3 separate regions of the Mus musculus genome follow, and all the other regions are linked to region 3. Evidence: chromatin loops called from intact Hi-C (ENCODE). Cell type or tissue: heart. All regions are shown on one strand.

The links. A loop is a pair of places that touch in the nucleus more often than their neighbours do. Peaks named below come from ENCODE experiments on the same cell type or tissue, not always from the same donor. Only the 100,000 strongest peaks of a DNase experiment are listed, where the experiment ranks them.
Region 1: a loop joins it to region 3, with 11 times the contacts of the local background. A loop is called at or near these places in 26 of 42 quality-filtered maps.
Region 2: it touches region 3 in a loop (9-fold over the local background); 15 of 42 quality-filtered maps call a loop at or near these places.

The regions. Positions count from the first base shown.
Region 1 is chr6:137,094,211-137,102,210 of GRCm38, reverse strand. All of the region lies in intron 2 of Rerg (RAS-like, estrogen-regulated, growth-inhibitor), which reads left to right. Among named protein-coding and RNA genes, the nearest start is that of Gm52923, 14 kb to the left of the region's middle. In heart, a CTCF peak has its summit at 3,245 (motif pointing left); no DNase peak of the experiment used is centred here.
Region 2 is chr6:137,049,231-137,057,230 of GRCm38, reverse strand. Rerg (RAS-like, estrogen-regulated, growth-inhibitor) reads left to right here. Exons shown (of 5, transcript NM_001164212.1): 5 at 691-2,406. The coding sequence ends at 1,098. Among named protein-coding and RNA genes, the nearest start is that of Gm52923, 59 kb to the left of the region's middle. In heart, a CTCF peak has its summit at 3,575 (motif pointing left); no DNase peak of the experiment used is centred here.
Region 3 is chr6:137,164,848-137,172,847 of GRCm38, reverse strand. Rerg (RAS-like, estrogen-regulated, growth-inhibitor) reads left to right here and starts at 3,130. Exons shown (of 5, transcript NM_001164212.1): 1 at 3,130-3,368; 2 at 7,746-7,913. The coding sequence starts at 7,853. In heart, no CTCF peak of the experiment used is centred here; a DNase peak (open chromatin) is centred at 3,087; H3K4me3 peaks cover 893 bases; H3K27ac peaks cover 1,326 bases; H3K27me3 peaks cover 391 bases.

The sequences.
Region 1 (8,000 bases), 71 kb after region 3:
AAAGCCAAGTTTGTACTTGGCTTCCTAATGGGCTATGTGAACATTTATAACAGACTTTCTTTCTGTTTTGGTCTGGCAGATTTTGAAAGGAACTGGCCTCACAGGGATGGCAGCATGAAGCGGACCAGGTGGTCATGTCCTGAGGCAATCTGGACAAAGCCTCTGCACTCTGCAGACTGGCAAAGAGACTTGGTGGATAATAGCAACCTCAAAGACATATATCAAAAAGAGAGTGTGCACCCAGCCCTAATACAGCCATCACAAAGTACTTGTGCGCTAAGCAGCTTAACAGAATGTGGTCTCTGTAGCACTGTGAGAGAGAGGTCTGGAGTTGCTGGCCAGCACTTGCTTTCTTCCAAAGGCTAAGGGAGAGTCTGCCCTGTCTTTCTCTGCTAGCTTCTGGCAACTTTGAGTATGCCTTGGTCTTTCTTCTGTTTTTCGTATTCATGTATTGATTCATTTGTTCACTTCTGCATGTGTGCACACAAGGGCATGTGCACATGAACACCTGTGAGTAAACCTGTAGGCAGAAGAGGACACTGGGTATCCTTTCTACCATCTTTCTTCTAGTCTTTTGAGGCAAGATTTCTTCTTGGATGTACATTTTTGTCTTTTCCAGCTCAGCTGGCATACGGCAAACCCTAGCTATCCTTTTGTCTCCATCTCTCATAGAACTGGTGTTATAAACATGTAGAGAGAACCCAGCTTGTCCCTCACGATTATGTGGCAAGTGCCCTTAAGTCCTGAGCCATCCCTCCAGTCCCTGTATTCATGTTTTAACATCACCTAGTTCTGTGTGTATCTGTCTCTGTTATCAAACTCCCCTTTTAGAAGAACACAGTTGTAATTGATAACAGCCCAGGAAGCCATCTTAACTGCATTAACAATAAAGTCTGCAAAGACTCTGTTTCTAGATAAGGTTACATGTGTGAGGGTGGGGACTTTAGGGTCACTGAGGAGAAAAGAGTGGGGGTAAAGACTTCGGGGGTCACTGTGGAGGACACTGTTCAACCTGCAAAACTCTCCATCTTGAAAAATTCCCAAGGAATGTAATGTAGAGTTGTGGAGTGTGTAATGTATAGTGGAGTGTATAGACTCAAATAATTTGCCTTTGGTGGATGTATTTATTCCAGATGCCTTATCTAGGTGCGGGGCAAACAAAACATCAAACTTTGGATCTCTTCTTTTTTTATAAATTACAATTATTCTTTAATTCCGAATTTCCCAGGGACCGGTTTTTACTAGATCCGCCTAGAACTTGCTAGCATTTTTCTGAATGGTATTGTTCCTCTTTCATTTGTAAACCTTAGAGTCTCTCTTGCTTTTTAAACTCACATCTAAAGATCAGGATAGAGAATTTCTTTTATGAACAAAGCACGCATCTCCAGTCCTGTTGCAAGGGAAATTTAATGAAAGATCATTCATTTGAAATGAACAAGGCTCGCACTCTGGGCTCCTACGCTCTCCCTTCCAGAGCCATGGCCTTCACAGTGGTTGGTAGTGTTGTGTAGAAACGGTAGATCATTTTAAAATTCAAGATGAACGCCAATCACAGTGCCCCCTCCTTTCTTTATGGAATCCCTGGGTGACCCTGAGGCTGCAGAGTGACTGGAAAAGCACTGACCCAGAAAGTCAATGTGTGACAAGTCACATTTTCCTTATTACTTAAGGGAAACTGTGCTGTTAATTTTTATTCTTAATCCATCTGCTAAGTGTAAACCCATGACTCACTGAAGTGCCTTCCTCCTACACTGTAAATATTAGGACTTACAAAGAGGCTGAGTCCACGCCAGTGAGCAAGTTCTTTCCTGTATTTATTCACTTGCAGAGGGGCGGCTGGGGGAAGCATTTTTTTTCCCTAAGTAACAGCAGAAACTTTAGTCATTAAAAAGCAATGTATTTTCAAAGAAAAGTTATACCAATAAAAGAATCTTTTTTAAAGATAATAATATAATTGCATTAGGCTTTAATACCTAAAAACATGCAGGCTGGCTCTGGTTCTAATCAAAAACAGCTCTGTTAAACTTCAAATACTATATACAAAGTCAATTTAAAAAAAAGGTTTGATTTTGGCAGATGTCTATTCCAAGTAACAGGGAACCATGAGGCAGGAGCCCCACCTGGATTTGGCTTCCCCAGTTCAAGTCATTATACCTTTTCTAAGACAGGCTGATATGATAACTTGGCCACAGTATCACAGAAGGGCACAGTGTCACACACGGCCTCTGTCCTTCTAGCAGTCTCTCGCCTGTATCTGACCTAGATCAAGGAGCATAAAGTAATAATTCCTCCATTGTGAGGTGCCTACGCTGTCCAGAGCAGGAGCTTTCCACCTGAACTTTCTCTGGGCTTTTGAGTTTGGAGGGGAGAGAGCACTGTGCACAGTAACTTCAGAGACAGCCTACATGCCTTGGAAGAGGGAGCAGAAATAACAGACAGTATCCGAAGCAGGCACACCGATACATTTAGAAGCACGTGAGTCACCCTGGGGCAGGCAGAGGTGCTGAAGGTTAGGCTTCTTAGTAATATAACCTCAACATCGTTGCACCTTGGCTAATCGTCTCTGCTTCCCTGTCTGCCTTCTCTAGTTGCCTGGCCTCTGCGCTTTCCATCCAAGGGACTATCATTCTCTGCTTTGTCCTTGTGAAATTTGGTGTGGTTTTTTTTTCCCACCAGAACCTTCCTGTTTTCTTTTGTTTATAAAGATTAGGTCGTCTCTCTGTCTTTTAACAAAAGCCAAAGATGAGGCTAAAGGATCTCTTTGGTTGCCAAAAGGACAGTAGCCACCCTTCTTGCCGTGAAGAGCAGTGGAATTTAACAGTGCAGGACAAACCAGGCCGTGTCTTCTGTGTTTTATAATTCCACAGTGGTTGCATGTATTTTGTAATTATCTCTGAAGACCTTTATTAATCTGCAGAGTGCAGACAAGGAGACGCTATTTATTGTTCATTTAAACTGTTGTGGGACAAGTCAGAACTTTGTACAGAGGACACACTTGGCATTTATTGTCAAAGCACAGCTTTTACAATCAAACGATTTTGGCAATTAGAGAGGACCTTAGCAATAAGGGTAGCAGACAGTTCATCAATCTCCTATAAAAGGAATACACATCTTACCTGACTTCTACAGGACAGACCGGCATAATGGGGTGGGGGCATTCTGATGGCACCGAACTTGCTTTCTTTGCAAGGTGGGGAGGGCTTTCAACACCTCTTCAGAAAGCTTCGTGCATTCTGGTGGTGCCCTCTGGTGGATAGATGGAAGGCTTAGCTGACACCCCTCAATTTAGGGGCATTTGTTTTCTCTGTAGTATTTGTGACTCTTGCTACCATGTAGCTCTCTCTCCTTAATCTTCTTCCCTTCTCAGGAGCCTAGAAGTTTCTGTGACAAGATGGCTTACCACAAACATCACTGGTTTGTGGTCAGGGAGGAGCGTCTACGGTAAAGTCAACCGAAGTGGAGGCCTTAGAGTGGCCTCCTGGTCACTGTGGGCGCAATTTAGCCGTTGCGTGCAAGCATCAGCCTTCGTTATGTTTTTGTAAATGGCTCAAAGCTGCGGGCTGCATCTCTGGCAAACTGCTTATGAGGAACAAAGGAGAAAGAGAATGTTTTTCATTTAAGAGGCATGTGGTTCTTATTGCCTTCCAGAGATTATGTTTTGTTTTCTCTTCATTTTATTTTTAAAGTTAGTTTTCCACTGTGAGATGAAGTGATTTTCATAGGAAATGTTGACAGTGTAGAAGGAGGGAGATGAAGCCCGTCGTACCAGATCGAGGACTGATCTGGGATGTCGCCAACGGCTCAGACTACTTCCTTGGAATGAACGCTGCTACAGAATTTAATGGGCTGATCTAATTTACCTATCTGTACAGCTGCATTGTCTGATTTTTAAAAATCCAATGAGAGCATTGCATTTATGAATTTCCTGTCTCAAATTAGGAATGTTATAATCAGAATGCTAACAATAGAAGCTACTTAGTAATGTCAAACCCTTACCTCAGCGGGGCCCCTTATCTCCATCCATGACCAATCTCTCCCCACAATCCCTGCCAGAGCTTGTTCAACGTCTTTGGTCCCTATTCAACCAGGATTTGTTTGTGTGACAGTAGTAAGCATAGCTTACCAGATCCTTATCACATAGGTCACACACAGCCTGACTGGATTTTACGTCTGACCTTCCTGCCTCGTACCTGTGACTTCTTGGATGAGGAATTTCCAGACTGGGATTCAGAGTCCTCCGTTTACTCCGAGAGAGGGAGAACATGCAATGTCCCTAAGGCCGTCAGAAAAACTCAGAGGAAAGGTTTCCATGATCGACTAATAATGCCTGACACGGGCACCAAAAGGGCATGGTGGAGGTCTGCAGGCCTCTCTCAGATGGCATTAATATACATTTGCATGCACACTCTCTTTTACAAGTATTTTATTAGATAATATTTATTAATCCGGCTTTGGGGTGCTATCGAATTGGAAGCAGAGGAAGGAGGATTGTGAGTTTGGGGCTGGGCAGCTACATAGCAAGACGCTGTCTGAAGATAAATTATAGAAATAAATAACTTAAAAGACTCTGAAAATGCCCTGGGGATGTAGCTCATTGCCCCTATCACAGTCATTATTGAGACTAGCATTACCAATTAAACAGTAATCATTGCAGTGCACATAATTCCAGCACTTGGCGGTCAGAAGTTCAAGGCCAGCCTGAACCATAGAGTATGATGAAGGATAGCCTGGGTTTCAGAATGAGGCCCTATCTTAATAAAACCGAAATAGATGAAGATTGCTAATGAACCACTGTACGAAGAGCTGGTGTTCCGAATCTCTGCTCGATAGACAGCTAACACAGGAGCTGCAGCATCTAGCTCATTCATGCCGATGGCTGTCAGTCATCAGGCCTCACGGGGTGCGCTGTCCAATCCCTGTGGCTTTGGACCTCACAGAACTGGTCAGAGCATTAGCTTTAGTGAGCACCCATTTCTCCCAAGTGGACAGCAGCTCCGCGGCCTCTCTTTCTTAAGCGGCATAGTAAGTCATGGACTCATATGGGCTTGTTTTGGAGGCACTTGGATCTCAGATGTCGTTCATCTGCCTGGAGTAATAGTCTTGCTCAGTGGTGAGTGCCACCAAACCAAATGTTGCTCCTCTTTCTCTTCCTTCCTTCCTTCCTTCCTTCCTTCCTTCCTTCCTTCCTTCCTTCCTTCCTTCCTTCCTTCCTTCTTTCCTCCCTTCTTGTCTTCCTTCCTTTCTTTGGTTTTGGGTACAGATATGAATCTAGAAAGCAGACACAGCAGTTTCCTAGTTCTAGTGCCTCTTCAGGACACTAGAATTGTACCGATGCATGAACGATGGCAGGAAAGGGTATAGTGTAGTGTGTAGTTCCTACTACCCCGCTTGAGGCTCTGGGCAGACTGCACTACCAGCCCCACCCAGGTTCCCTCAGATCTGAGGATGAAACACACAACACACACACACACACATCCACACACGCGCACACACACACACACACGGACACACACACACACAACACACACAACACGCACACACACACACGGGCACACACACGGGCACACACATACACATGGGCACACACACGGGCACACACATACACGGGCACACACACACACACACACACACGGGCACACACACACACACACACGGGCACACACGGGCACGGGCACACACACGGGCACACAAGCTTATTTTTTATATGCTTTAGCTCAATGGCCGGGAAGCCTCCCCTGGCTGCCACACCCTTCTTTTCACTCCCAGCTCAGTACTTCTAACTCTGCCCTCAACTTTGATTGATCAGTTACCTTTAGTCCCAGCTCAGCACCCTAAATCTGCCTTCAGCTTTGTTGCTCTTCTAATCTCCTGCCTGCTACCCCAGGTCCCGTCAGGGAAGAGGCCAATGGCCGCTCCACCTGAGTTCTCACATGGCTGTTGGCTCTCCCTCCTGTGTCTGTTAGCCTGCCTCCTGGGGGCGGCGGGGGTTGGGGGGGGGCGAGGCTGGAAGTTCAGCCTCTTCCGCCCAACTCCTTGTCCGCTAGCATCTTTAATGATCGATCAAGCATCAATTGGGGAACAGGACCTTTTGGGTTCACAAAGAGATTCCCGATCAGAGCACCCGAACACCCCCCCCCCCCAGTGTAGTTCATTAAGGAGGAGGTGCGGAGGGAAGTGGAGATGTGTCCCACCTCCTCAGCTGTGGCCAGGCTCCAAGAGAGCAAGAAGGGAGAGAAGGGATGGAGTGAAGTTCCCAGTGATGTTTTGATTTTCAACTCTCCCAGGTTCCTGAGATAAGGGGATATTCCAGGCAGTTTTATCATGGCTGGAAGAGGCTCAGGTAGAGTGTCAATCAATCTTATATCCCACCCCTGCCGCCTTTTGCATGTCAATCTTTACTGTTTTCTGCTTCATTTTGGACTGGTGAACAGCCTCATATATATATATATATATATGTGTTGCCTGTATGTTATTTTACTTCACACTTCTTTATTTTGTATGTGTGCATGTGTGTATGCCACAGCACACAAGGTCGGAAGGCCACCCTTAGACACCAGTTCTCTCCTTCCATTATGTGGAGCCTGTGAGGAAACTCAGTTCATTAGCCTTGGGAGCAAGTTCCTTTACCCCCTGACCCATCGTCTTTCTCAGAATGTCTCTTAAACCAAAATTTCAGATTTTCTTGACATTTATTAGTATAAAAGGGACTTAATGTATGTCATCACTCTTTTTAAAAATAAGTTTGCAGAATTACAGTGGTTAAAAATAGTCCCACTTCCTCTGTCGTTATTTAAATTGTTTCAACCCAAATTGACTAAAGATTGTTCTGTGGTTTTCCATCTCTTGGCTTGTAAAGGTACACATTTTTGTGAGAGAACATTATATATTTTTTTCTGAAAACAAGTTTTTTTTTAACAATAGGAATTATGCTCACTATTAGCACAGATTTTAATCACTTGAATTTATGGCATTAGAGAGTGGATCATGTAATTCTATGAATTCAACCCAAGCAAACTGTCTTGTTAAATATAAGCTGTATAAGTTTCATTCAAAGTTTACAGAGACACAGTGAAGCTTTGTTTTGTTTGTTTTTTTAGGTTGTTTTTCTAAATAAGATCCATTATTAAATGCCAGCTTAGTTGAAATAAATATAGCTTTAAAACAAGGAAAGGCAAGGAAAGAAGAGGAGAAAGGATAGGGAGGGAAGAAAGGAAGGGGAGGGGAAAGATAGCGAGGAAGGGAGGGAGGAAAGGGGGAGCAGTTCTAAGTTTCAGTAACTCACTTTTACACAGGACCTGCAGACCACTATGAGAAGGACAGATCTAAGGGAGATAAGTTTTTTTCTATTTAAAAATATTTGAAGAAAACCCAAATAAAAATTAAACTAAAGCAGAGGGTCACTCATGTAGGATGCTTCAGTTATTTTCCGCCAAGTTCATCTGCCTGTGTTCAGACTTCTTGCCAAAGCCCAGGCCAGATCCTTAAAGTAAACAGGGATGGGAGGCTGTCTGCTCAGGAATTCAACACCCATCCTTCTCCCTGCTCCCAGCTTGTGTGGCCCAGCTCAATGGGGCCCTTGCTCTGCACCTCAGAGAAAGAGGTTCATCTTATATTATAAGGTTCTAACGCCAATGGGAAGGGCCATACTGGACCTTGTACAATGGTTTCACAGTAGACCAGCCTGGCCTTCCATACAACTTGGTGGTTCATAAGACAGTATAATTAGCTGGAGGTTAATTATTTGACCTGTGTGACTATTAGTGACTGTCACATTTGAAGAGGGCAATAAGCACCTGCATTCCCTTCAGAGACTAGGAAAGACCACAAGACTCATAACCCCAACCAAAATGTCTACAAATAAAATGGGAATATTTAAGATTATTCCAGTAAAATACCAGTCAAATATCTCCATCTCAGTCAATCCAGCATAACATAAAGGACTAGAATACCACAGCTCAGGGCGCCTGTCACACAAGGCCAACCAGCACAGATGGGAACTG
Region 2 (8,000 bases), 120 kb after region 3:
CTCTCCTCTCCTCTTCTTCTTCCTCCTCTTCCTCCTCCTCTTCTTTCTTCTTTTCCTCCTCCTCCTCTTTCTTTTCTTCTTCTTCTTCTTTTTCTCTTTCTTCTTCCCCTCTACCCCTCACACTTCCTGTCTCTCTTCTCACACACAGTGTCTCTTCATCTCACTACTAGTAGCCCAGGCTAGCCTTGAACATGACCTCTTCTTACCTCTGCCTTCTAAGTACAGGGAACTCAGGTGCATCCAGACCCAGCCAGAGACACCTTCAGACTGTGTGTTCTTCTCTCGTGGAGGAGAAGCCACTGCTCTGACAGTCACCGCAGGAGAACTTTCCTTATCACTACTGATCTATAACACAGATTAGAATATTGGAATGGGGGGTGGATGGGTGGGTGCGGGGTCCTAGTCCTCAAGCTTAAACAGTAGATTCTATATAGCTTATTACTTCTTTTTCTGTTCCTAGGGTTATCAATGGTCTATAAACTGAACAAGAAGGTTATTAAGACAAATGGGGGTGAGCTGTACTTACCTTCTAAACTAATGAAGGAAATACGTTCATCCAGGAAGACAGCCAAGATGTTTAATAACAAACGGATATGAAGCGATGCAATTAAGGGATTAGTAGGCAATAACATTGTGCACTTTGGGATGAGGCCCAGGTCTCCTGATTGCAGCTCTTTTCTTTGCCCACAGGAAGACACCATCCAGAGGGAAGGGCACATGCGCTGGGGAGAAGGCTTCGTGTTGGTTTACGACATCACCGATCGAGGGAGCTTCGAAGAAGTGCTGCCGCTGAAGAACATCTTAGATGAAGTCAAAAAACCCAAAAACGTGACTCTCATCTTGGTCGGAAACAAAGCCGACTTGGACCACTCCAGACAAGTGAGCACAGAAGAAGGGGAGAAGCTGGCGACGGAACTGGCGTGTGCGTTTTACGAATGTTCCGCCTGCACGGGAGAAGGGAACATCACGGAGGTGTTCTATGAGCTCTGTCGAGAGGTGCGTCGCAGAAGGATGGTGCAGGGCAAGACAAGGCGCCGCAGCTCCACCACACACGTCAAGCAAGCGATTAACAAGATGCTCACCAAAATCAGTAGTTAGAGGTCTTGCCGAAATGTGCTGGAACGTGGGAAGGCCTTCCTGGCTCTCCTGCTGCCCCTCTAGCCACAGCCAAGATGTCCTTCTCCTTATTCTGAGTTTGGGGGATGTCAGGGTTTCTCGTGGGTCCCTCTCCACTATATGCTGGGAAATTCTCTGAGTATCTTCTGCAGCCCCATGCTGTGACAGTCTCTCCCTTCCCTGCTTGCCGTAGGATCCGTGCAAATGTAGTTTGAAGATGCAACCACCAAAGATGCTGAAGTGGCTGGGTTCGTGGAGGCTAATTGTAGGCATCTCTGCCTTGATTTAACAAGTTGAAGTCTTTTCAAAGGCATTTTAAGATTCTGAATCTTGTGGAAGACTACAAAGGTCACCATAAGGTTTTGTGATGTCTGGTGTGAACTTGAGGAAGGTAGCTGAGCGATTAGAGCCGGGGAACAGAATTCTAGTTCCCATTTGAAGTGAGGATTTTTTTAATTGTTATTATTATTACCTTACTTAAATTATGCCATTTTTCTTTAACATTTTATTTTATTTTTAGATTGAAATGTTATTACTGACTTTGTGATGGAATTGCCCATTTCAATTAAAATTGATTCTCTCAATAATCTACAGCGGTCCTTACATACCCTATTCTATTATTTCCTTAATAACAAAAGAAACAAGACCCGCAATTCACACCGTGCTGTGGCTTTGCTTCCCCAAGCCTTGGTGATAAGAAAAACAAACCCACTAGGAATCTTTGTGCCCACTCCTGACCTCACTGCATGTTAGTAGAGGATTGCAATTAGAGACACCTGGTTTGTATATTACTCTATTAGCACCGTAGTGGGAAGCTAACCCTCTTGAGAAAATTATGGCGCTTAGTTATTTCTCTTTGGAAGCAAAGGCAGAATCCTATGCATTCAGAAAGAGCCAGCCGCTGATTCAGTAAGTTGGCCACATGCCTTGTTAACCTTCTAACCTTTGGGTAAGATTAATTCACATGGGAGAATTCAGAAAAATAATGGGTGAGTAAAATTCACTCTACGTGAACGAGCGTGCACAAAGTAGATGCTTGGCTGGCAAAAGGATTATGTAACTGCCAAGAGTTTATGATCCTTCTCTTCATTTCCTGCCCCATATCCTGAGATTTGGCCACTTTATTTTAGAATAAAATATATATCTTTTATGATGTATTTATATGTATACATATAAGTATGTATAAAATTTGTAAGCAGCGAAGATTTTAATTCACCAATGTATTTGAACAATCTGGTGTAACTGACTTCGTTTTATGTGATTATAATAAAAAATATAATTTTCAAATTCTGTTGGAATTCTTTTGTGAATAGTTTGTGAGCTTCGGGGAGGCATGGGAAGCAATTGGATTGCAGAAAGGAAGGCCAAGGAGCTTGGTTTGGAAAGAAATAGCTCCTGCTAATAATAGTAGATGCCGCTTTTAGAATACTCAGGCTCTTTATTCCTTTTCTCCACTAATTGTTACAATTATTCTAAGACAGTAGTGCTGAGATCACTGTGTAGAAGTAAAATTGACCCAAGTGGGAAAGGAAGTGATGTCACCAAGTCTACATGGTGGGTTAGAGGGTAGAGCCAGAACTTTAACTGAGAGTCAGAGTCGAACTTTGCAGCCCACACGACCAACTTGCTAGACAGCTTCTAGCCTGGATTTCAGGGGTAAAGGCAGAGGATGAGCCAGACAGCTCTTAGCTTGGATTGCAGGGGTGAAGTCACAGGATGAGCCAGACAGCTCTTAGCCTGGATTGCAGGGATGAAGATACAAGATGAAGTGGTTAAGAAAAAACTTGCCTTCTTTATTCCCTTGTTAATTCATCCCCTGTAAATATGTCTAAATATGCTGAATATGCAATTTTATATAGCCCATTTGACGATTTAAGAAATTCATTAGAACAGTCTAGGAGAGGGTGGAAATCTTCTAAGTTGTAGAAACAGCATGGAATGAAAATATGAAGACCTGAAAGGTGGTGATGAATGCAGAACCCTGGAGGAGATCCAAGGGCCACGTGTATCATTTCTAGAGGAAGAAGGGTGTGGGGAAGTTGAAGGAAAGAATTCAAGGTGCACAGGGGGCAGAAAGCAAGCCAAAAGTCACAAACTCCTATTCCAGCAAGAACGTCTGCTAAGGAGGAAAGCGAGGCACTGCAGTGGTGATGTCCATTAGGCAGTCGATCGATCGAAGGGGAACACACAAGGGACGCTGCTGTTTGCAATCTGTCGCCTTCTAGAGCCAGTCCTTGAGTATCTCTACTAGGAAATGTATCTCAGCCAGTCCCTGCTAGAAACAAATTCCTAAGGTGGTGAAAACCCGAATGTCCTTTTTGAATAAACATTGAGAGATGACCCAGCGGTTAGGAGCCTTTGCTGCTCTTGCTGCTCTGGGTGTTTCCTCAGCACCCTCGTGAAGGTTCCCAAGTGCCCGCAATTCCAGTTCCAATGGACCCAGCTCCCTCTTCTGGCCTCCAAGGGCATTACACATATGTGTACACATGCATACACCCAGGCCAGCACTCAACACATAAACAAAACTAAACTAAGGAAGTCAAATGTGCAACCAGTACAGTAACCAGGCTAGACCATGCAAAAGTAAAAACCCCATCTTTTGATTAATGAACATGCAAGTATACTGCTATAACTCAGTTACCGCTCTCATAACCCAAGCTTCTACACAAATAAAGATTGCAAACAAACTAATACTATCAGTTGTTTGACAGGCTCGCTTCATTTTGATGAATGCTAGCGATGCAATATTTATTTAATAAATTAAGGATGGGGTCCTTTCTCCCACATCAAACGCATGCCGTTCATGTAGGCGCAACGCAGTGGCAAGAGCCCTGTTTATTCTCACGTATCACAGTACTAGAAATAACTTCTTCCAAATGATAGAGTAGATCCTGAGAGCTCATTGAGATAAAAATCAGAATTTGAGGAGGCCAAGTTCATCAGAATCTGTGGCTAAGCAGTGACAGGCATGGTTCAGGCTGAAACAGGGGCAGAGAAGGGCTTCACTGGTCACTTTCCTACACCAGGACCAACTTAAGGGAAGAGGGAACACAAGGGAGGGCGTATGGTGTGAAGAATTCAGGTCATAATGGCAGGAATGGGACCGGACCTTGTTCACATCTGGATCTCAGCTTTATGGGAGGACATTGCTTACATTCAAAAAGTGGGTCTTCCCCAGTAAGCCTTTCTTAATCTCTGGGGATTCTGGAATTGGTCTCCAGGCCACACTCAAAGACGTGCCTGACTAATACAATCAAGTCAACGATGAAAACTACCCAGAACAAGAGTTACAGATCCATGAACATTGGGAGGAGCATATACAGGACTAAGGACAGTTTGTGTTCGCATCAGCCACAACGAAATATCTTCATAGTGTACAAATGATACAGGGGAGCTTGGGGAACCAGGGAAGGAGGAGAACTTTGCCTTAGGTGTGAGACTAAATTCGTATTATTACTTATAGCCACTCTAATAGTACCTTAAAAAGTTGAACACTGAATCCAGGAAACTTGGTTTTTGTTCTAGAAAAGTATATCCAACATCCTATTACAAAAGTATACAAGCAAGATTTGACAAGATTGGAAACCAAGATGGTTCATAGATGATCTAAAATCTGTATGCAAAGAGACAAGAAATAGGATTAAGGACTGGCAAATAGAAACAGAGTGGGAGATGCTATCATTATCAAACAAGGAAGTTGGGACAGCTTTACAGACTTGCTCCATGGAGGTAGGAAGGTAAGGAGAGGTCTGAGCATCACAGGAGCAGATAAAAACAGTCAGTGTGAGTGGAAGGTGGTTTCTCCTGAAAAAGATAACATACTGAGCTTGATTATCATCAAATCGGGTGTTGGAAAACCCTAATCAGAGAGATGGCACAGCAACTGGAATGACGGAAATGAAACAATGAGGAAGAAAGTGACCGTAGACTCTATTAGCAGAGTAACATGTGATACGACTGAACTCTCAGAAGCAGAGATTACTATTGGTGGGGCAAGGACTAGTAGTAGGCTGGAGAGATGGCTCAATGGTTAAGAGCACTGGATGCTCTGCCAGAGGACCCAGGATTGATTCCCAGCAACCACATGGTATCTCACAACTCTCTATAACTAGTTGCATGGAATCCCACATCCTCAGTGGTACCCAGATATAAATGCAGGCAGAACACCCTGCCTGCATAAAATACATGTAACCAACAAAACAATTTAACTAAGCCAGGCAATGGTGGCCTGCACCTTTAATCCCAGCACTCAGGAGGCAGAGGCAGGTAGATCTATATAAGTGTGAAGCCAGCCTGGTCTACAGAGTGAGTTCCAGGACAGCCAAGGCTACACAGAGAAACCCTCTCTCAAAAACAAACAAACAAAAAACCCAAAATCACACAACAACAACAAAATCAATCAGTAATAATTGAGAAAATCATTACTGAAAGGAAAATCCAAATTGTAAACTTTCAGATCTAAAAAACTCAAAAAACTCCAGCAATAAAATATTTGAAGATACTAGTAACATAATCGTTAAAATCAAGTTGATGAAAGACAGTGATAAGGAAAAAAATGTAAAAGATGCGGAGGGAGCCGAGATACTCATTACCTACAGAGAAACAAGGGTGGGACCGGGAAGCAGCCACCTATTCTGCACGACCGGAGGACATTGGAGTGACATTTTACTTCAATTATTAGAAGGAAAAATGGCTTAGAATGCAAGGTACAGTATTTTTTCATCACTGCCTGGGTTCCAGGGGCAAACCAAGCTTAAGAGGACCACAGACACCCAAAGGCCCTGGGCCCCACTAAGATGAGTAAGGAGAAGAATGATGGGGGGCGGGGAAGAGATGCAAGAGGATGTGTGCACAGTGAAGAGAGGCGGGACTGGAGACTCCAGGGTAGCTGGAACGGCCTGATGTGAGTAGGTGGCAGTGCCAACCCAAGGCCATTCATTGTGAGGCCCTGGCCCGTGCTGCCTCCAAGGGCTATGTCTGGGTCCTTGTCCCTACAGCAAAGGTCATGTGGATACCCCTCGTCTGGGCTGAGGTCATATTGATGTCTGAGCACTCGTAGAGCTGGCCCTCCCCCCATTGCCTGGGCATCTTGAGAGAGTTAGCTCCAAAGACATGATCCTGGAAGAGCTGGTTCTGTCTCTTATCTGTCAATGGTGTGGGCAAGGAAGAGATACCCTTTCCCCACTCTTCACACCTTCAAGGTGCTAATCTCACCCTGTTTATAAAATCCAGGGCCTCAACCCAGGGGAATGGTGCAGCCCTTAAATGATATGGGAAGCTAGGACGTCACATAGCAATTAAGAAGACCAAGACAATCCCTGAATATGTGCCCACAGGTCAACTTGATCTAGCCAAGCCATCATTGAGATTCTGTGAGCAGGTGGTGATTCCTGGTTGTAGCAAATTGAAAATTAAAACTAACCGTCACACCTCCCGTGCTCAGATCTGGGAGGCACAGTGGCAGCTCTTACTCAGAGAGGGCTCTAGATTGGGCATTTGCTGTGAGGCCAGCTGGATGAGACAGACTCCTTGACGTCTGCTTGAAACAAAGAGTCCAAGGCTCCAGATTTTCAGTTTACAGCTTTTTCTGATCTTAAGAAAGTATCCATATTTTATGCTAAGATAATAACTTTACTTAAATCCCGTTCACTGAAAATAACTTTGGTTATTCTATGACAGAGTTGTGTGTGTGTGTGTGTGTGTGTGTGTGTGTGTGTGTGTGTGTGTGTGTGTGTGTGTGTTGTATACATGTGTGTTATGAGAACACTCACTCATGTATGCTAGTTTGGAAGCCAGAAGTTGATGGCGGATATCTTCTATTAAATCCACTTTTTTTTTTTTTTTAAAGACAGGATTTCTCACTGTGATGGTTTGCATATGGTTGGCCCAGGGAGTGCCACTGTAGGGAGGTGTGGCCCTGTTGGAGTAGTGTAGCCTTGTAGGTGTGGCCTTTAAGACCCCCATCCTAGCTGCCTGGGAGCCAGTATTCTGCTAGCAGCCTTCAGATGAAGATGTAGAACTCTCAGCTCTTCCTGCACCATGCCTGCCTGGATGCTGCCATGTTCCTGTCTTGATGACAATGGACTGAACCTCTGACCCTGTAAGCCAGTCCCAAATAATATTGTCTTTATAAGAGTTGTCTTGGTCATGGTGTCTGTTCACAGCAGTAAAACCCTAAGACACTCACAAATGTGGAGCTCTTCATTTTAGTTGCAGCAGCTGGCCAGTGGGCCCCTGGAATCCTCTGGTCTCCATTCCCAATGCTGGTGTCCCACAGGCTGTGACAGTTTGGATGAGGATGCCCCCCACAGGCTCATATGTGTGAATGTCTGGTCCTCAGTTATCGGAACTGTTTGGGAAGGACTGGGAGGTGTGCTCTAGGTAGAGTATGAGTGAGTGGCTTTAATGGGGAAGGTGTGACACTGTGGTGGGATTGGGGTTTCAAAAGCCCAGCAGGGCCCAGTCTCCCTCTCACTCTGCCTGCAATTTACCAATCAGACGTGAGCTCTCAGCTACTCCTCCAACACTGTGGCTGCCTGCCTTCCACCATGCTTCACACTACAATGATGATGGGTTAAGCCTCTGGATCTGTAGCAAGGCCCCAACTAAATGCTTCCTTTTCTGAGTTGTCTTGGTCATGGTGTCTCTTCATGGCAATAGAACAACAACTAAGACAGACCCCTGCGCCCACCTTTTTTTTTGCCACATGAGTACTAGAAAGCCTAACTCTGGTTCTTACACTGGGACAGAGACCATTTTACACACCTAGCCATCTCCTCAATCCTGAGAAAGATTTGGAAGGGTAAAGGTTGTCACTGTAAGCTAGTGAAATTCTTGATGAGACCCATGTGGTGTTCCTCCACAAGAGCCTGTAACATGGTCAT
Region 3 (8,000 bases):
TGGTTATCCCAGACTCTTCCTTCCTGAGACCAGCATCTATCATAGCGAAGATGTCACATGTACTTTATGGCTGGCTAACCTCCATGCTACTAGTCAGAGATCACACTAAATTCTAGGCCTTTTAGCTACAGGGCCTGGCCTGGTAGTGACATGTACTTTGTAAAAGAGTTTCTAAGCAGTCACACCATAAGCCTTATTGTGCCCTGGAATTGGACTGGTTGTTGCCTGGAAACTTTTTTTTCCAAATTGTATTGTTTTAAATACGCTGACAATGAATCGTCTGACCTGATACCCCCTGAAGCCTGCTGAAATCAATCTGCACGAGGTTTTCATTCCTACCTCTCTGTGAGGTTCCTCTTCTCTCTGTGACACCTGCAGGAACACCTCATGTGTCCACTGCTTTTCTATCCACAGTAACAAGGATCTAGAACCAACCTACACACCCATTGACGGAAGAACGAGTCTCAAATATGTGTGTACATACACAGTGGAATTTTAATCATCTGTCAAGAAAGATGAAATTAAGAAACTGGCGGGGAAGTGGATGTAATTGTCAAGGTTACCTCTAAGGTAATAGAAAGTCTCAGATGAAGAAGCACAGGTTGTCTCTCCTAACAGTCATAGGTGTGGGTCCCACCACCTAAAAGTCACGTGATGTGAGAACATTCATAGGGTGTTGTGGTGAAAGGTCAGCTTAGGAACTTTGGGAAGGCCATGAAATACTTGCCCCCTCCCCCAAGGGAGAAGCTAATTACCATTTCTCAGACCACCGGGTAGAACCAACCTGCGGGTAGGAACCCATTCCTCAGGACTGACTGTTGCCCACCTTCAGACAAGGGAAGTCCTTGTCCCCTCATTCCCTAAAGATCAATCAGTTTAAAGGGTATACTGTTTCTGCCAATCATATTGTACCTAGTTGCTGATGCTCTATTCTGCCTCTGGAAACCATATAAAAACTCCCCAACGGTGCCGGAGGTCGCCGCCTCTCCTTCCAGTCTGGGACGACCCCAGTGCACTAGAACAATCAATTCTTCTTGCTTTTTGCATTGATCCCAGCTCCACGTGGTTCACTGGGGTGGGGGTGGGGGGTCCCGGTAAGATAAGGGTCCCTGGAGTCTTACAGTGGGAGTAGCTGTAGACTATGAAACTCCATAGATGACCATGAAAGGGGGGCAGAGAGGTGTTTGGGCACAAAAGGTCGTTTGTGACTTGAAAGCAGAAAGCAGTTGGGGGCTCAACAGAGGGAGGATAAGGAAGGGGGCAAGAAACAACAAACATTGTTTGAAAAATGCTACAGTGAAACTTACTTTTTGTAGGCTAATAAAAACTTCAGAAGAAACTGCAGGAGCGCACACTAATGCCTTCCTTATTGAGAGAGGAGTGCTGGCTTATAAGGGCTATACAAGAGGATATGGAGAGACAGCTAATGGGACAAGATGAGAAAGGCTGCTCCCATGAAACCTGGCTTGTGAGCTTGTGACCTCTTCAGCGAGATCTATTGGATAGGAAAGGCATAATAGAAACTCAGACTTAAGTCATTGTAAAAGTATATACATATATATTGTATATACATTATATATATATTCTAATTTTTATCCTAGACATAAATCATAGATACTGCAAATATCATATATTTAAAATGTATCATCTTTATAGACATTTTTATCAAGTACTGCTCTACAAAGCATGACAGGAAAAGAAGGTAGGTTGAAACTTGACGATATTAATGCTATAAAATTCCACACAATTTGAATTTTATAGAATTTTGCATTGTCTACAAATATAATTTGTCTTCTTACTGTAGGCTCTAAGACCGTTTGTATTCCGAGATGCTGAAATCGCTGTTTCTCAAGGACGGGACCCATGTCTTCAAGTCCACACTAAATAGCTCTTCCAAGTTCAGTGGATAAACAATTTAGATGTATCATGTCTCAAATGGTCTTGTTGCATCCGTTTGATCATTGTGCAGCAGGCCCTGCAACAGGGGGAGAGCATGGGTGCACACACAGTACTCTTCCCCCACTCTTCCAGCCCCTGGAATGTCAAGGGTTAGCAGAACAAGGAGAAACTTGAGAGAATGCAAAGCAAGCCCAATACTGGCAGGGTGCTGGGGCATGTGGGAGGGAGTGTCACTGTAGGTCAGATCTGGGGTCCCCAGGAAGTCGGGGAGGGGGGATCTGGAAATTCACGCTGGATGTGGTGTGTTAAAGGTTTCTCAGTGAGTTATCAGGACACATGCTGAGGCTATCACAAGTCCAACCTCTTCATCCACCCTGCCTGCCAAGTCTCTGCCTCCACGGGGCAGAGACTTTCTTCCACCAGAGTGGCTCCACTGATTATTCCTATCGCCCTGGGCCCCTGCCTGCTCCTGTTGCCTAGCCTCGCTTTCAGTGAGTCACCAGATACCCTGGTAAGAAAACCCAGCTTTGGAATGAAAAAGGAGAAAGGCATAGACATTTCCTGTTGCTTTGTTCATGCCCACCATCGTCTTTGGGAATCCTTTAACCTCTCAGAAGCTCTCCTTTCCCTCCGAAAGACCAGCAATTACAATAGCCATGCTTACCTCCAGGGAGGTGAATATCAAAGGAGATGGGGGATGTAAGCAGGTCTTGCTTAGCTTAGCATAGCATGCATGTTAATTATCTTTGTTGAGGTTTGAACGGGATGGGGTTTGACGCCAAAGCAAATCTTATAAATGCTGGTCTTCCAGAGGGAACAGAGCACACCGGGGACTTTCTCATATATACAAATATGAATTTCGGTTAAATTTGGTGTTTATATCTTTGGAAGTATATTTGTTTCCGATCCTTTCCGGATTTTCTCCCAGCCATTTACTAGTCTTGGACCCGTTTATTTCTATCTTTTTTAAAAATCCTCTGCTTCCTCTCGAATATCATGAAGATAACTGAACACATTCCCAGGGCGTATTAGCAAGATCCTTTGAAAAAAGGCGTAGAGAACACTGCGTAAGTGATGCTTTTTAATCAAGAAAGGACTTAGCTGAAGCCTGCAGGCCTGGCGCTGAGCTAGGCTGGGTTGTGAGGCGCTCGGCTCGCAGACTGGTCCAGCAGGGGGCGCCCGGGCACCTCACTGCAGCATCTTGGTGGCGGAGCGCAGCGGCGGCTGGCCGGAGCTCGCGTCCTGCCGCAGTCTCTGCGCTGCTAGTCTGAGCGAGCGCGAGGGAAGAGACCCCGTCCGGGCACCGCACTTGCAGCCCCAGCGACTCCCAACCGCAATCGCGGCCCCCCAACTCTCAAACGCCTCCTGTAGCCCGCGTGGGTCAGGGTGGGAGAGCTTCCTAGTCTCCGCGGGCGGATTGCGAACTTGGAGAGGACCGCGGCTGTCTCCCCGGCCTGGACAGTGAACAGGTGAGTGACACGCACGTGTCCAGGTGGCTCCCTGAGGACAGGGTACGAGCCCCTGAGGGCTCAGCCCCTGGGTGAGTCCCGGTGGTCTCCGGGTCCCTCCCTAAGGGCGACTTTGGGGTTCTCCTGAGAGATGTGAACGCCAGCCACCAGGCTTGACAGCGCGTCCTGCGCCTAAGGCGTCCTTCCGAATTAGGGGACATCTGCTCTTTATGTGGAGCCTGTGAGCTGCAGAACATGCAGCCCACTGTGGGCTTGCTCCTGGCTGCAGGACCTGTTGATCTCAGGGTAGCGAGCCAGCCGGGGGGCTTGCGCAGTCACAACCTCTTTGGTGTGGCTGTTGCCTTGTGATAAGATGAAGGAAAATTCCTAGCAGAGAAACTGAGAAATCTTGATTTCAGGAGAGGTCTGACCCAGAGAGAAGCGATCTCACTCCACCACCATCAGACTGGATTCACTGCTGTCTTGGACAGCTGTGCTTTGCTTTCTTTCTTTCTTTTTTTTTTTTTTCTTTTTCTTTTTAGAAGGCCATAAAAGCATTAAAATGTAATTATAAAGATGCCCCCACTCGCCTCAAGAGGAAGTGGAAAACTCTGACCTTGATAAACACAGTCTGCGAAATGATTTATTAGGAGCAAAACCTTTTGCTAAGTAAATAAACAGATGGATGAAGCTTTAGAAACGCAATTGTCGTAGGTCTAACAGAGTCCCCACAGGTAGCCTCTTTGGTTAGTATACACCTAAGTGTGGAGGGAGTCAATGAATTCGACGATTGGTCAGTAGTACCAAATGAAACAACACACGTCTTTCCTTCACTCTAATGTTTCCTCTGATGACTTCATGCATACGGAAAAGCAACGCCTTTCATCCCCTAAATATTTAGGTGTGATTTTAGGATGGAAACTTGAAACTTGTTTGGTTTTGCCTCCGGGAAAGCAAATCTGCTCCGAGAGTGAACTTCAGGCCACGGCAGGAATAGTTCCTGTGTTTGAACCATTGAGTTTCCTCAGATCTGAGGGATAGAAGGTCTCTGGTTAATTCAACAGATACTTGCCTGTAGGTTACTATGACAACAATTGACACGTTGATGGTTTCCGTCAAATTTTCATGGGGAAATAAAATGTGAAGGCATCTTTAGAGGGCAGCGTTGCATCGCCCCCCCCTTTTCCCTAAACATATTAGGCGGCTGACATTAAGCAGCTGGATCTTTATGACGTCATAAATGGGGACACTTTATGACATCACAAATGGGACACTTTAACTAACATAATTAATTTCTCCTATGTGAGACCCGTGAGCTTCGGAGGCCAAGGGGAGTTGCTGAAATATTTGACTTGGCTTTAAAAACATATACTTTGATGCTTACTTTAAATGAAGACTATAGCCAGATTCTAGATGCATGGGGATGATACTTTTGCATGAAATGGCAAGTTATTGTCTACAGATGCTCCGTACACAAGCACGCTCTGTGTTTCAAAGAGCCAGCAGCTGTTTGTAAGTTAAAAAAAAATCTAGTAAACAAATTCAACATGCAAACCTTAAATAGAAGGGAGATATATAAAATGACAAATGAGGAATTTTGTTTTGACCCACTGTCTGCTTATAGGTGGACCAGCCTGGAACTCATGATGTAGTCTAAGCTGGTCTTGAATTCAGTATCTCCCCCCCCACACACACACACACTCCTGCCTCCCGAATGCTAGGGTTACAGGGCAGCACCTAAAGAAGGACTTACTTCATCTATAGCCAAAGAATGGGGTAGGACATTTAAGATCTTAGTTTGAGACTGACTACAAAGTTGCCGTTGTCTGTCTGGAGATGTTAAACCCCTGCCTCTTCTTCGCTTAGGAGCACCCACACCTTAGCAACCTGCACACCGAAATGTGTGAGGCCCATGTTAATGGCTCAGATACAGCAGAGAGAAAACAGAAGCCCACTCTTCCTTGTGGGCTATGTATCCAGAGGGAGCTCTGTTTTCTCTTTCCCCTTCTTGGGCTGTCTTTAAAAGCTGTATACCCAAACATTGGCTCAGACAGGGTCAGTTAGCACATTTAGGTAACAGATTGTGGTTAACCTCCCACCCCACCCCACCCCACCCCCTTTGATTTTTTGAGAAAGTTTCTGTAACCCAGGCTGGCCTCAAGTTGGCTTTGCAGCTGAGAGTGGCCTCTGAACCTCTTCCTAAATTGTGGAATTATAGGTGTGTGTCACCATGCCTGGCACAAATACAACTTTACAGACTAGAACAGTGAGTGACCTCTGAACTCCCGTGCCACTGAATTGATGTATATAAAGTGAGGTTTGGAGTTCATGTCAGCCATTGATGGAGTTCAGGCAGTGGGAGTCCCTTAGCCCGTGGGAAAGATGGGAGGTTTCTCATGGTTGGCTGTGCTAGGGGGCAACCACAGTGAACATATCCAGAGCTCTGTTGTGACAGCTTGTCAGGTTGTATGTCAAGTTGTGAAGAAGGGAACTCCGTGTTTTTAGTCATTAAAACAGTGAGTGCCTGGGGACAACTGTGCATATGGTGAGAGGGGGAGGGGACAGTCAAGACCTCAAGCAAGTTTTCTCCGTTGCTGTGTGGCCCCTAAAGAATGCTTCAACTTTTCTGGAAAGTGGAAGCCTGGGGTGGGGTAGCATTCTAAGGGCTGCCAGGCTGCATAGCCAGATCTGAGCATAAGAAAGGACTTGTTTTTATAGAGCCGAGCCAGCACATCACAGGTACAAGTGACAGACACACCATAGCCTAATATAATAAATAGTTTAGGGAGTTTTCCTAGTTGGAAAAGGCTGCCTACTAAAGACACTATTTTCAGAGGACATAAACTTATCTTGGATACCTGGAAGTGACCAAGCAGACACAGATGAGTTGGCTGGCAGAGGAAAAAGCTTTCTGCGCTGGCTGGGAGATTGCTTTGATTGATCCACACCGAAGGCCTTTTCCAAGTTTACATTTTCTTGGTATTAAGAGCCCAGATGTTGGGCTGATGGTGTAACCTGTGGCCAAGATGTTTGCTTGCCTTTGGAGTGAGGCCTTAGACTCAATTCCCTACACAGCATACAATACAGCCAACAAAGACTCCAGATGTCATGGCTAAGGAGCATCCTGAATACAATGAGCATGGGTTGTAGACAATGCCGTGCTTCCAGTGTGAGGGCGCTGTTGTAATCAGGCTTGCCTGAGTTCATCTTTAAAAGGGACTCCAACTGTGGCACACAACTCATACCTTTTGTGTGCTAGGTTATCATACCCAGCAAAACATAGAGGTATGATTGGATATTATGTATTGTTTTGAACCACGTGCATCTGTTACATAGTTTTTCCTGTGACCTAGTGTGAACTGGGATGAAATTTAACCTTGACATAGAAAATTGGATGGTGTAGCAATAGAGTTGACTGATATCAATGCATATTGTTCAATAAAGAGATTCCAAGAGCCTCTCCCCATTGTGTATATTTATATGTTGAGTATTTATAAACAGGTGATAAATGCATTCATTCACATACCATTTATTATCAATTATACCAAGAAACAATTTATTCATAAAAACTTATTAGAGGAAACATATTTAAGAGATATGATGTGTATACATGCCTTAAAGCCAAAGGGTTCTAAATTCTTTTTGTTTAAGGTTTATTTTATTTTTAGTTATGCATATGTGTGTTTGGAGGTGTGTACTTGTGAATGCAGTACCTACAGAGACCACAAGAGATCTTTGGGTAATGTGAGTGCTGGGAACCAAACTCAGGTCTTCCGAAAGAGCAAGATTTGTGCTTAAGCACGGAAACATCCCTCCGGCCCCAGATCTAAATTCTTAAGTCCCAACTTCACTTACTACTAGTTAAGTGGTTTAAGTGAGTTACTCCTATGGCCCTCTCTCTGGACAGTGGTGAAAATCCAATCAGAAGATACGTCACTTGGGGATGTGAAGGCCAGTGGTAATTATCAACCTGATAGAATTCTGGAAATCACCTGGGAGACGGAGTTTCGAGCAGGCCTGTGGGAGGTTCTCTTGATAGAGTTCAGATGGGAAGCCCCGCCCAGTGCGAGGTGAACAGTGGCCTGCGTTGATCCTGTAAGGTTTTCTGGTTGTAGATGTGACAGGACCAACTGCTTCACACTGCTACTGTGCTGCCTTCTTGACAGCCATGATCGACTGACTATAGCTTGAACTTCCAACAACAATAAGCCCTTTCTCCCTTGTTTTTGCCACAGTGATAGGATAAGACAAAAGGTCGCGTGTGCGCGCGCGCGTGCGTGTGTGTGTGTGTGTGTGTGTGTGTGTGTGTGTGTCTGTGTGTGTGTGTCTGTGTGTGTGTGTGTACTCCTGATGTTTCAGAAGATATGAATTTATTTCCAAACTCTCTTTCCTTTGAAGGATTGTGAACTCTTCTGACTGGCGATGACACAGTGAAACTAAAGGCCACCATCAAAACCATCTGCTCACATCTGGAATCTGAACATTAAACTCTGTCACTACCAGCCATGGCTAAGAGCGCAGAGGTCAAGCTGGCCATATTTGGAAGAGCGGGCGTGGGCAAGTCAGGTAAGGACCTTCTTGTGGCATTTGCAGGGCCTATGAGTTTGTCACAGCTTTGGGGATGGGGGAGTTAAGTAGTCAGTGTTTGTGATG